2 separate regions of the Homo sapiens genome follow, and region 2 is linked to region 1. A link is an interaction called in ENCODE POLR2A ChIA-PET data of the cell type or tissue named here. Cell type or tissue: PC-9. All regions are shown on one strand. Links, peaks and the distances in the headings refer to the core of each region. The heading gives the core; the rest is flanking DNA.

The links. ChIA-PET counts read pairs that join two places held together with the same protein. Peaks named below come from ENCODE experiments on the same cell type or tissue, not always from the same donor. Only the 100,000 strongest peaks of a DNase experiment are listed, where the experiment ranks them.
Region 2: POLR2A ChIA-PET joins it to region 1 with 6 read pairs; 3 of 35 experiments call an interaction of 5 or more read pairs at or near these places.

The regions. Positions count from the first base shown.
Region 1 is chrX:55,006,653-55,012,031 of GRCh38, reverse strand. APEX2 (apurinic/apyrimidinic endodeoxyribonuclease 2) reads right to left here. Exons shown (of 6, transcript NM_014481.4): 6 at 2,975-5,379. The coding sequence ends at 4,597. It overlaps ALAS2 (5'-aminolevulinate synthase 2), which reads left to right. Exons shown (of 11, transcript NM_000032.5): 11 at 2,689-2,977. The coding sequence ends at 2,852. Among named protein-coding and RNA genes, the nearest start is that of APEX2, 9.0 kb to the right of the region's middle. RefSeq lists enhancers at 3,962-4,256, 4,082-4,376. In PC-9, for the core only: CTCF peaks have their summits at 413 and 615; DNase peaks (open chromatin) are centred at 3,321 and 4,151; H3K27ac peaks cover 4,321 bases.
Region 2 is chrX:54,168,354-54,173,732 of GRCh38, reverse strand. The region is part of intron 1 of FAM120C (family with sequence similarity 120 member C); the gene reads left to right. Among named protein-coding and RNA genes, the nearest start is that of FAM120C, 12 kb to the left of the region's middle. In PC-9, for the core only: no CTCF peak of the experiment used is centred there; no DNase peak of the experiment used is centred there.

The sequences.
Region 1 (5,379 bases), core at 246-5,245:
CACTTTACACGTATTAACTCATCTAATCCCCACAACAACCTCAAGAGTTAGAGATCCTCTTATCATTTCCATTTTGTACATGTGGAAATTGAGGCACAAAAATATATAGTCGCTGATCCAAGGTCACACAGCTTCTAAGTTGCAACTGGGAGGTCTGTCTCTACCTCCATGGTCATAACTGCTAGGTCTACCACCTCTCTGAGCTGATGACCCAGACTCCTGGGCCTTTTGTTCAGTATTCTCTTTTGCTCTGGGCTTCAATTGTAGAGCTCTCAGTATTCTTGGTTCTCTGAATGTCCACCTAGGCTAGGCTTTTGTAAGAATATATGAGGCATCCACGATGGCTCCACCAGTCCCTAAGTTCCATAGCCAATCCATCCTGAAATCCTGCAAAAGTTATCTATAATCTCTCTCAAACCTATTTGCTTTTCTCCCCTGCCACTTCTTTAATCCATGTCAACATGATTTTTTTCCTAATTTCTCTGCTTCTCTCTTGCTCCTCTCAAATCCTTTCTCGATGATGACCACTAGAGGGATTTTTCTAAAATTCTGACTATATTGCTCCCTTGCTTAAACCCCTTCATGTTTCCCTCTAGACTCTAAAGCAGTGACCTCCAAGGGGTATGCAAAATGATTACAGGGTGAAGGAACAGAATATGTATTAGAATTTTATGTTTTTTTATCTTAAAAATAGGAAATCAAGCATCACTGATACTGATCTTTAATATACAGACTGACAGTTATACATGTATATAATATATAAACAAATATAGAGATTGGAGGTACATGCTAAAACATTTGTACTGATAGGGATGTATAGTCCAAAATTTGGAAACATTGACATATAGGACAGAGTTGAAGCTCTTCAGCATAGCATTCAATGCCTTCCACATGGTGATCTCTATGCCCTCACCTCCTCCCCACATGCATTTTGTTTTTTCAGCTACACTGAAGGACTTGTCGTTCCCTCATTTTTTTCTGCTCTCTTACCTCTGGGACTTTGCTCATGCTGCTCTCTTTTGATTGGAATGCCCTCCCTCACACTTTCCTCTGGCTTACTTTCCTTCATCTTGTAGACTTAACTTAGGCATTCTTTCAACAAATATTTATTGAGTACCAACTGTGTACTAGATACTGTTCTAGGCACTGGGGATGCAGTAGCAAACAAATCAGACACAAAATTCCTACCCTCTGGAGCTTACATTCTAGTGGAAGGGGTAGTAAAAAAAATTACCAAAAATAAGCAAATTAAGTAGCACATTAGTTCTAAGTGCTATGGGAAAAAATAAAGCAGGATAAGGAGAATGGGATAAGGGGCCAGGGGCGAGTTCAGAGAAGGGTTGTAGTATTAGAGTGGCAAGGGTAGAAGACGCTGAGGTGAAACTTGAGCAAAAATTTGAAGGAGGTGAAGTTAGTGAGGCAGATATCTAAGGGAATGGCATCGCAGGCAGAGGGAACATCCTAAGGCAGGGAAGACACAGGAGTATTCCTTTTATATTTGAGGAACAGTAAGAAGATGGGTGTGGGTGGAATGGTATAAGCAAGTGGGAGACAGAAAAATTGAGTACATAGAGGCAATGTGGGACCAGATTGTATAGGGTATGGTAGGCCATTAGAAGGAGTTTGGCTTTTACTCTGAGAGCCCTTGAAAGGATTTGAACACAGGACTGATATTTCTGACTCGGGTTTTAACAAAATTGCTCCAACTTCTATGTAGAGAATACACTAAAAGGGAGCAAGGGTGGAAGCAGGGAGACCCAAGAGTGGGCTACAGTAATATCCCAGGTGAGAGATGATGGTGGCTCAGACTTGATCATAATGAAGGCAATAAGAAGTGGTCAGATTTTGAAGGTAGAGCCAAGGGTCTTTGCTGATAGATGGGATATAGGGTAAGAGAGAAAGAGAAAAATAAAGGATAGCTCTGAAATTTTTGGACTGAGCAACTGGAATTGCCATCCACTGAGATGGGAAAAGCTAAAAGTAGAATAGCTTGGTGGAGGGTAGGGACATGAGTAGCTCAGTTGTACTCCTAAGTTAGAAATGCATATTAGACATCTAGGTGGAGATGGAGAAAAGCCATTGGATATACAAGATTGGAAACCAGTAGAGTGGCGTGAGCTGGAGATTAAAATTTCTGAACCATCAGCATATAGATGGTCTTTAAAGTCATGTGACTAGACAAGATCAACAAGGGCATGAACACAGAAAAGGCCAAGAACAGAGCCCTGGAACGTACCTGGGGTACTTCCTCCAGCTAGGTCAGGTTCCCTTCTCTGGGTTTTCACACCCCCAGGTGGACCCCCTACCCCAGGTTTCCTGGTCATAGCACCAATGACACAGTATAGTTACTGTCATTATCATTGTCCTCATAGGGCTTAGAGTTCCCAAGCAGACAGTCATTCTTGGGCCACAGCACATCCTATACTTAGGGAGTGGTCCAGGCCAGGACAGTATGGCTTCAAATTGTGTCAAAGGAGAGCTTCCAAATCTTTTATAATATATATCCCAGCATCCAGATACAAATGGTAATATTCACGGCACACACAGAAGCAAACAGTAGGCTACTTCTGGCCCTGAGGTATCTTGAAGGGTTGAGGGGGATCAATATCTTGGCTCATCTGTACTGTGACAGATTTGGAAGATCTAGTCTAACCCATTTTTTCCCTCCCCTCCCCCTACCACCTTCAGAGAAGCTGCTGCTGGCTTGGACTGCGGTGGGGCTGCCCCTCCAGGATGTGTCTGTGGCTGCCTGCAATTTCTGTCGCCGTCCTGTACACTTTGAGCTCATGAGTGAGTGGGAACGTTCCTACTTCGGGAACATGGGGCCCCAGTATGTCACCACCTATGCCTGAGAAGCCAGCTGCCTAGGATTCACACCCCACCTGCGCTTCACTTGGGTCCAGGCCTACTCCTGTCTTCTGCTTTGTTGTGTGCCTCTAGCTGAATTGAGCCTAAAAATAAAGCACAAACCACAGCATGTGAAGCCTTTTATTGGACAGGGAACAGACAAGTGCATTCTGACTCCCTCAGACAAGTGGCAGATCTATGAGGTAACCATAGGTCACTTGTTGGTCACCATTCCATTTTACCAACAGGGAAACAGAATGAGAAAGAGGAAGGAAATGCCCAAAAACTACACAGTGAGTTGCAAAGAGCTAGGATACTTGGCAGATTTATTTGAGATGGCTCTTCTCCAATGGTTTCAATAAAAATCCAGGGATTGACGCTTCACTGGTAATCCGGGCCCTGGAAATCTGGGCCCAGGGTAGCCCCTGAAGCCAGGAAATGAGTCAGCCCTAACCAAATTCCCTAGAAAGGAGTGGTTCCCCAAAACCAAAGAGGTATTTTCCATAAGGGGATATGGATGTCTTCCTCAATCCATTATCCTCTCTCCCTCCCACGGCATCCCACAGAACAGGATTTACCAGTCCCATTCTTTTTCTTTTCTTTTTTTTTTTTTGGAGACTGAATTTCACTCTTGTTGCCCAGGCTGGAGTGCAATGCATGATCTCAGCCCACTGCAACCTCCGCCTCCCAGGTACAAGCTATTCTCCTGTCTCAGCCTCCTAAGTAGCTTGGATTACAGGCACGCGCCACCACGCCCAGTTAATTTTTTTGTATTTAGTAGAGACGGGGTCTCACCATGTTAGGCTGGTTGCGAACTCCTGACCTCAGGTGATCCACCCATCTCAGCCTCCCAAAGTGCTGGGATTACAGGCGTGCACCACTGTGCCTGGTCTACCAGTCCCATTTTCAAAGGTGAGAAGAGGCTTGGCTAGAGCAAGCACTGTGTTCAAAGCAATGCTCCCACTTTCCAGGTCACAGTATACAGGAAACATTTCCATGGCACACTTAGGGGTACTAATGATACTACTTGCTAAGGAGGCAATCGTCCCTGAAACTTGTGTGGTCCCAGGCCCTGCCTGGCAACTCTGAGGGCTGAGGACCGTTTCTTTCAACCCTGTAACCCACTGTGGCAGCTGTGGGACGCACTAGCTGGAAAGCTCTGGTTTAAGGCTACACAGCCCACCTTCCTTGCTGATTTCACCTTAGCCGTACAGGAAATTCCTACAACTGAGCAGAGAACCCTTTATGGTGAGCACTGCTGCTCACGCCTCACTATTCCCTCCTCCCCCCTCCCTCCTCCCCTTTCTCTGGGAATTACATCATTGGGCTACAGCCAGCCGGCAAACCAAGTATTGAGATAGCTTCTCTGACTCAACTTTATGGAGTACCTCCACAATGTCCAAAGTGCAACCCTGAAACAAATACACAGACTTTATTTATGCACAAATACACTTTCCAGCAAAGACAGAAGTGATTTAAAATCACACAACTTCCTGGGGCAGCTAGTGTCCGTGTACTTCGGACAGGAAGGTGGAAAGTGGTGTAAGGGGCTGGGTCACAGGATTAAGGCACAAGAAGCTCACCAACAAGGAGCTAGGTAGGAAGGAAAGCGAGGAAGAGAGGGCTTAAAAGAGGAAGAGAAGGGTAGGAGACTTTGAGGGAGAAGCAGGAGGCAGCTCAGGGAAGGGGAGCTGGCCTCAGATCATGTGCAGGGGTGACCATGCCAGATGTCCCCAGGCCTCCATTGGTTCAGCTGGGCCTGCTCCAGAGGAAGAAGTTGCACCGGGAGGAGGGGTCAGTGGGAGGACCCCGGGGCCTGGCACACATGTAGAAGCGGCGGCCCAAGTTGGGTCCTGGCTTCTTCACAGTACGCATCACACATGGCTCCCTGTGGCCCCCACAGAGGGGTGTGCGCAAGGGCCCCGCCAGCACAGACTTCCAGAATGAGGTCCGTAACTCCTTCTCATCTTTGGCTTCTGAAGTCTTGGCCTGCCCCTTCACCACTTTGGCCACTGCCTTCTCTTCTGGAGTCTTCGGGGTCATGAGGGCGCTCATCAGTGGTAGGCTAGGCAGCTCTATGTCAGGAGAGGCTTGGGGACAGCTAGGGGAGGGCTGAAAGTAGCTCTTCAGGTTTTTCTGGCCTCTGCTAGAGCCAACCTGACTGGGCTGAGGCCTGGTTGAGCGCACTTGGGCTTTGTTTTGGCATGTCTGTACCCGGGTTTGATTGTTGTGCTGCAGCGTCGACTGCTCCAACACAGGACTTTGTTCGAGAGGAACTAGGAAGCGAAGGATCTTGAGCTGGGTGCCTGCAAACTCAGGGAGGAAGCGGGTGCACAGAGGTGGGCACTGTTTTGCAGGCACAGAGGACACACTCAAGACTGCACCCACAGGGCAGTGGTCAGAGCCCATCACCTCAGGCAGCAGGAAAGAGGCCTGAAAGGTGTCTATGACCAGGGTCCTGTCCCCCAGCACATAGTCAAGCCGGGAGCCATAGTTGAGATGGCGGGCGCCAGTGACTGCTGACCAGCAGGT
Region 2 (5,379 bases), core at 62-5,061, 840 kb after region 1:
CTACATCTGTGCAAAGTGAAAAAAATCTTTTTTATGGAAGAAGTTCACGTATTTGAACAGGAGAGAGCCTATTTCTTTGTGGAATTGATGAATTTTCATATACGTCTAAATAAAATGTGTCTGTTGAAAGACTACGATTTAAGATACCATTTAAAAGTAAACCATTGTAAGAAATATCAGTATACAGCCGGGCGCGGTGGCTCACGCCTGTAATCCCAGCACTTTGGGAGGCCGAGGCAGGCGGATCACCTGAGGTCGGAAGTTCGAGACCAGGCTGACCAACATGGAGAAACCCTGTCTCTACTAAAAGTACAAAATTAGCCGGGCGTGGTGGCGCATGCCTGTAATCCCAGCTACTCGAGAGGCTGAGGCAGGAGAATCACTTGAACCTGGGAGGCAGAGGTTGTGGTGAGCCGAGATTGCACCATTGCACTCCAGCCTGGGCAATAAGAGCGAAACTCCGTCTCAAAAAAAAGAAATATCATTATACAAAAATGATGAATGCTGAAATGAAAAGAACTTAAAAATGTACTTGGAATTTCAACAGGCTATATTTCTAGATACAGATAAAATAAGTGATGCCACAAAAGGCAATTATGTATTAAATGAAAAAACTGCCAGGGGTTGAAAGCTTTTTTAAGCAGTAGTTTTATAAAAGTGTTTGTTGAGTACAACAGAAATTATGTTATAAACAAGCATTTGCAAAGGTAGGAAATACTTTTGTTCAGGATGTCAAACATCGATGGCTAAACATTCTTGGGCCAGATTTAGTCAAAAAGTTAAATTATTTTTGGAGATTTACATAGCAGCTGGTTACAACAGATTAAAAACTCCATCCACATAGCTATACATTTAGCTGTATACGTAGCCAGTGGTTCTCAAAGTATGGTCCTAGACCAACAGCATTGTACCATCTGGAAACATGTTGGAAATACACATTCTCAGTCCCCTACCCCATCGGACCTACAGAATCAGAAACTGGCGGGAAAGGTGGGGGAGCTTATGGATCCATTTCAACAAGCCCTCCAGCTGATTCTGATACATGCTGAAGTTCGAGAGCCACTGCACTTAGGTATGATTTATGTGTTAAGAATTTGATGTAACCTGACTCTTGGACTCATCACAGGTACATCTGGAAATACCTGGATTTTGTGTGATGAGAAAAGTCTTGAGATTTTTAATAACAATTGTTCAAAATTAGTAAGTATGGCTACAGATTGTGCTTCTGCAATAGTGTTAAGAACTGTTGGACCCAAGAAACAATTTGAAGCAGAAACACTTTCCAGGGACCTAAACTTAAAGCTATTTCTGCTAAAAGCTTCAAAATGAATCAGTCAGATCAGAAACTAGTAATTAACATTGTGGTTTGCACCACAATTGAATACTTTGCTTGGTGAATTATTAGGTGCATGTTATGGAAATCTGCCCTATGACATGGAGGTTGATTGGCTTAGTTGAACATGATACTCAAGATGCTGAAAAAAATGATTTGGCATCCAAAGGGCATTCACCACACCCGCAGAGATTGAAATAAAATATTTGGCTTGTTTGGTTGATTTTACAACTCATCTAGACACTATGAATAAAAACAGCATTGTTCAGAAATACCTTCACAAATGTATGGTTGTACTTGCTTGTTCCTAGCAAAATTATGCCTTTGGGAAACTCATTTGGCAAGAGATAAACTGGCTGACTTTCCTTTGCTGAAATTGGTTTCCAAGAATTGAAAGTGATGGCCTGAATTACATTCCCACAGTTGTGGAGTTGTCTGTTGAATTCCAGAAAAGGTTCTCTGACATATTTGATGAAAATGAACTAATATTGTTCAATTAGCCTTTCTCAGTGTTCAGAGTATGAAAGAAGAGCTACAATGGAGATTCAGAATTACTGTGCCATGGTACTGAAAATGAAGCATGATGTCATTGAAATGCCGAATTCTACAAATACCTCGGAAGTAGTTACCGAAATATAAAAAACACTATGCCAAACTTCTGTGTTTGGAAATGCCTACATTTCTAAACAGCTGTTTTCCATTATGAAATAGGATCAAATTAGTCACTTGAAGTGAAAGCATTCAAGGCTCAATTCTGTACTGCATGTTGTAACAAAAATATAAGACCTAACATTGACCTCTTGGCACATAAATGTGTCAGGCCACCAGTTCCAAGTCAAAGGAGAATAAACAAACAAAAAAAAAGTGTAATGATAAATTTTCTAGTTTTTCACTTATGTCGTTAATGTAAAATGTAAACTCCAGTATTTTGCATGTATAAACACCCACAGCTTAAATAAAAATACATTTCTGTGTGTGTGTTTTTTATTTTTAAACACAGGGTCTTGCTCTGTTGCCCAGGTTGGAGTGCAGTGGTGTGAACATGGCTCACTATAACCTTGAACTCCTGGGCTCAAACCTTCCACCTCAGCCTCCCCAGTAGCTAGGACTACTGGCATGTGCCACCCACACCCAGATAATTTTTAAGGTTTTGTTTTGTTTGTTTGTTTTAGAGACAGGGTCTTGCTAGGTTGCCCAGGCTGATCTCAAACTCCTGGCCTCAAGCAATCCTCCTGCCTCAGCCTCCCAAAGTGCTAGGATTACCCACCATGCCTGGCCAAATATTACATTTTTGGAAGTTAATTTTTCTTTACTCAACCCCTTCATTCATGTTAGCTGCCCATCCCTGTAAGCATTTCCAGTCCCTAGTTCAAAGACTTAGAAATTTCTTGTGATCATTGTCTTCTCTGCAGTTCCCGTCCTCCTTTCTGAGGTAACCCAGAGGTTCCCTTGGATTCTCGCTCTCTTTCTCCTAAGAATACTTTTCATGATACCTCTGACTTCTCAGTCGTGAAGATTTGCTTTGGGCTAAACAAATGCCTATTCTGGTATCTACTTGTCTCAAATTATTTCTGAGGACCTTCAGGCAGTAGTACATACCACAGACTTCATCTCTGCAAAACAGACTTTCATAGCTACTTTTTCAGTCTGTGCCAGCTATTATATTATAAATTGTAAGTCTTAGAATTGGGTATGAATTAAGTAAATCTCCATTTTACAGATGAAGAAGCTAAGTGACTTGTCCCCACAAACTTTGATCATAGGTTCACTGGATGCCAAAGCTCCTGCTGTATATACTGATAACAAAAGTTAGTATCTAAAGTACAGTTTCCAGCCCATGGTTGACACACAACAGGTTTTTTAAAAATCCAAGTTTTCCCTTTTGTTCTTAAATGTGACAGAAGATTTCATCTGCAGAAATGGGCTGGCTTCTGGCAGCCTAAGAGTAATTAAGAGTACTAAAATTGGGCCGGGCACGGTAGCTCACGCCTGTAATCCTAGCACTTGGGGAGGCCAAGGCGGATGGATCACCTGAGGTCAGGAGTTCGAGACCAGCCTGGCCAACATGGTGAAACTCTCTACTAGAAATACAAAAATTAGCTGGGCGTGGTGGTGGGCGCCTGTAATCCCAGCTACTTTGGGAGGCTGAGGCAGGAGGATTGCTTGAACCCAGAGGTGGAGGTTGCAGTGAGCCAAGACCACGTCATTGCACTCCAGCCTGGGCAACAAGAGCAAAACTCCATCTCAGAAAAGAGAAAAAAGTACTAAAATTGGGTACTCGCAAATTAAAATTAGTACCTTAATAGTGTGTACTGAACACTGGATCAGTATTCTACTACCTCTAGCTTGACTGCCGTATTTCATGGCAAAGACTACCACGTATGTGCCTGTAGATAATTGAAATTCCTACAGTTGAGAGGGAAGGCCACTTTATCAATGTTTCCTTGAAGTAACTGTGGTTCCTAATTGCTGCTATTCTTTTAATACATTATTCTTTAGCTTTGTGATTATCAGTCTGGTCTCTTAATGGTTGGTTGGTGAACTCCACAATGTAGTGATGCATATTTGCATCAACAGTAGTTTCAGTCTGTAATTATTTAGTAGTTAGAGTTCCAGTTGAAATGTAAATCATCTATATTTCTATTGCTGAACCAGACTTATACATAATCCATCCCGCCCTCGAATCTTCTTATAAGGTGATACTTCCTTACTATCTCTGATTTCTTTTTGCCTTGGTGAGAACAGGTAGTGAAGATAGACCACAGAACTCAGCCCAAGTTAGTCACTAGTTTGGTGTATTTAGCATGGTAGAGGGGCTTGAGGGAATATGGGACAAGCTGGAGGAAGTCAAGTACCGCAGAGGTCAGAAAGCAGTATTGCCTCTAGTTTGAAGTTACTTTAACAAGCATTTATTACACTCTTTTTATGGTCCAGGCAGAGTGCTAACATAATTCTGCCACTAATGGGCTTACAATCTAGTTATTTTTTTTATGCCCTTGTGTTTATTGTATTACTTGTGAGTTGATCTCAGATTATGCCCACTTTTCCAGTTTCCTTTATTTGAGAAACAATGTACTTAATGGAAAGACCATTTGTTTTTTTAAAGACAGGGTCTCACTCTGTTGCTCAGATTGGTGTGCAGTGCATGATCTCGGCTCACTGCAGCCTCAACCTCCTGGGCTCAAGCGATCTTCCCACCTTAGCCTCCTGAGTAGCTGGGACCACAGGCATGTACGATCATGCCTGGCTAATTTTTTAAACAATATTTGGTAGAGATGGGATCTCACTGTGTTGCCCAGGCTGGAATCCTCGGCTCAGGCGATCCTCCTGCTTCTCCCTCTGCCTCACAAAGTGCTGGGATTACAGGCATGAGCCACCATGTCCAGCCCTGAAAGAGCATTATTTTAAAGTCAGACCTAATTGGTTCAAATCCAAGTACTGCCATATTGCTAGCTGTGTTATTTGGGGCAAGTTACTTAAGTTTTCCAAGCTTCTGTTTTCTCTGTTTAAATAAAAGAGAGGGAGGGGGATGAATGATCTAATACCCATTTTACAGAGTTAGAAGGATAAATGAAATATGCCTAGCCCAGTGTCTATCTTGAAATGTTAATCACTACAGTTAGTTCCATGAGGTCAAAGACTCTTGGCTCTTGTTACTGCTGTGTCTCCATACCTAGATTGGTGCCTGGCGTATATTAGTGCCTGGTTCAGTACCTATTGGTTGAAAGTTGAAACAGTTCATTGGTTGCCTACTCCGTGTGAGTGGTCTATGTACTGGAGATGACAGCAGTGAACAAAACAGATTTTTAAAATCCTCAGCCTTCTTGAAGCTTACATTCTACTGAATAATACTTCTGGTGGTTTTTAATATCAAATACTCTTCAAATATTTCTGAAAGAGCCGCAGTATATAATACATAAAATGGTGACTATGAGCTCAGGTTGAAGAGAAAGTTAGGAACACCAGGCCAGGTGCAGTGGCTCATGCCTGTAATCCCAGCAGTTTGAGAAGCCAAGGTAAGAAGATTGCTTCTGTCCAGGAGTTTG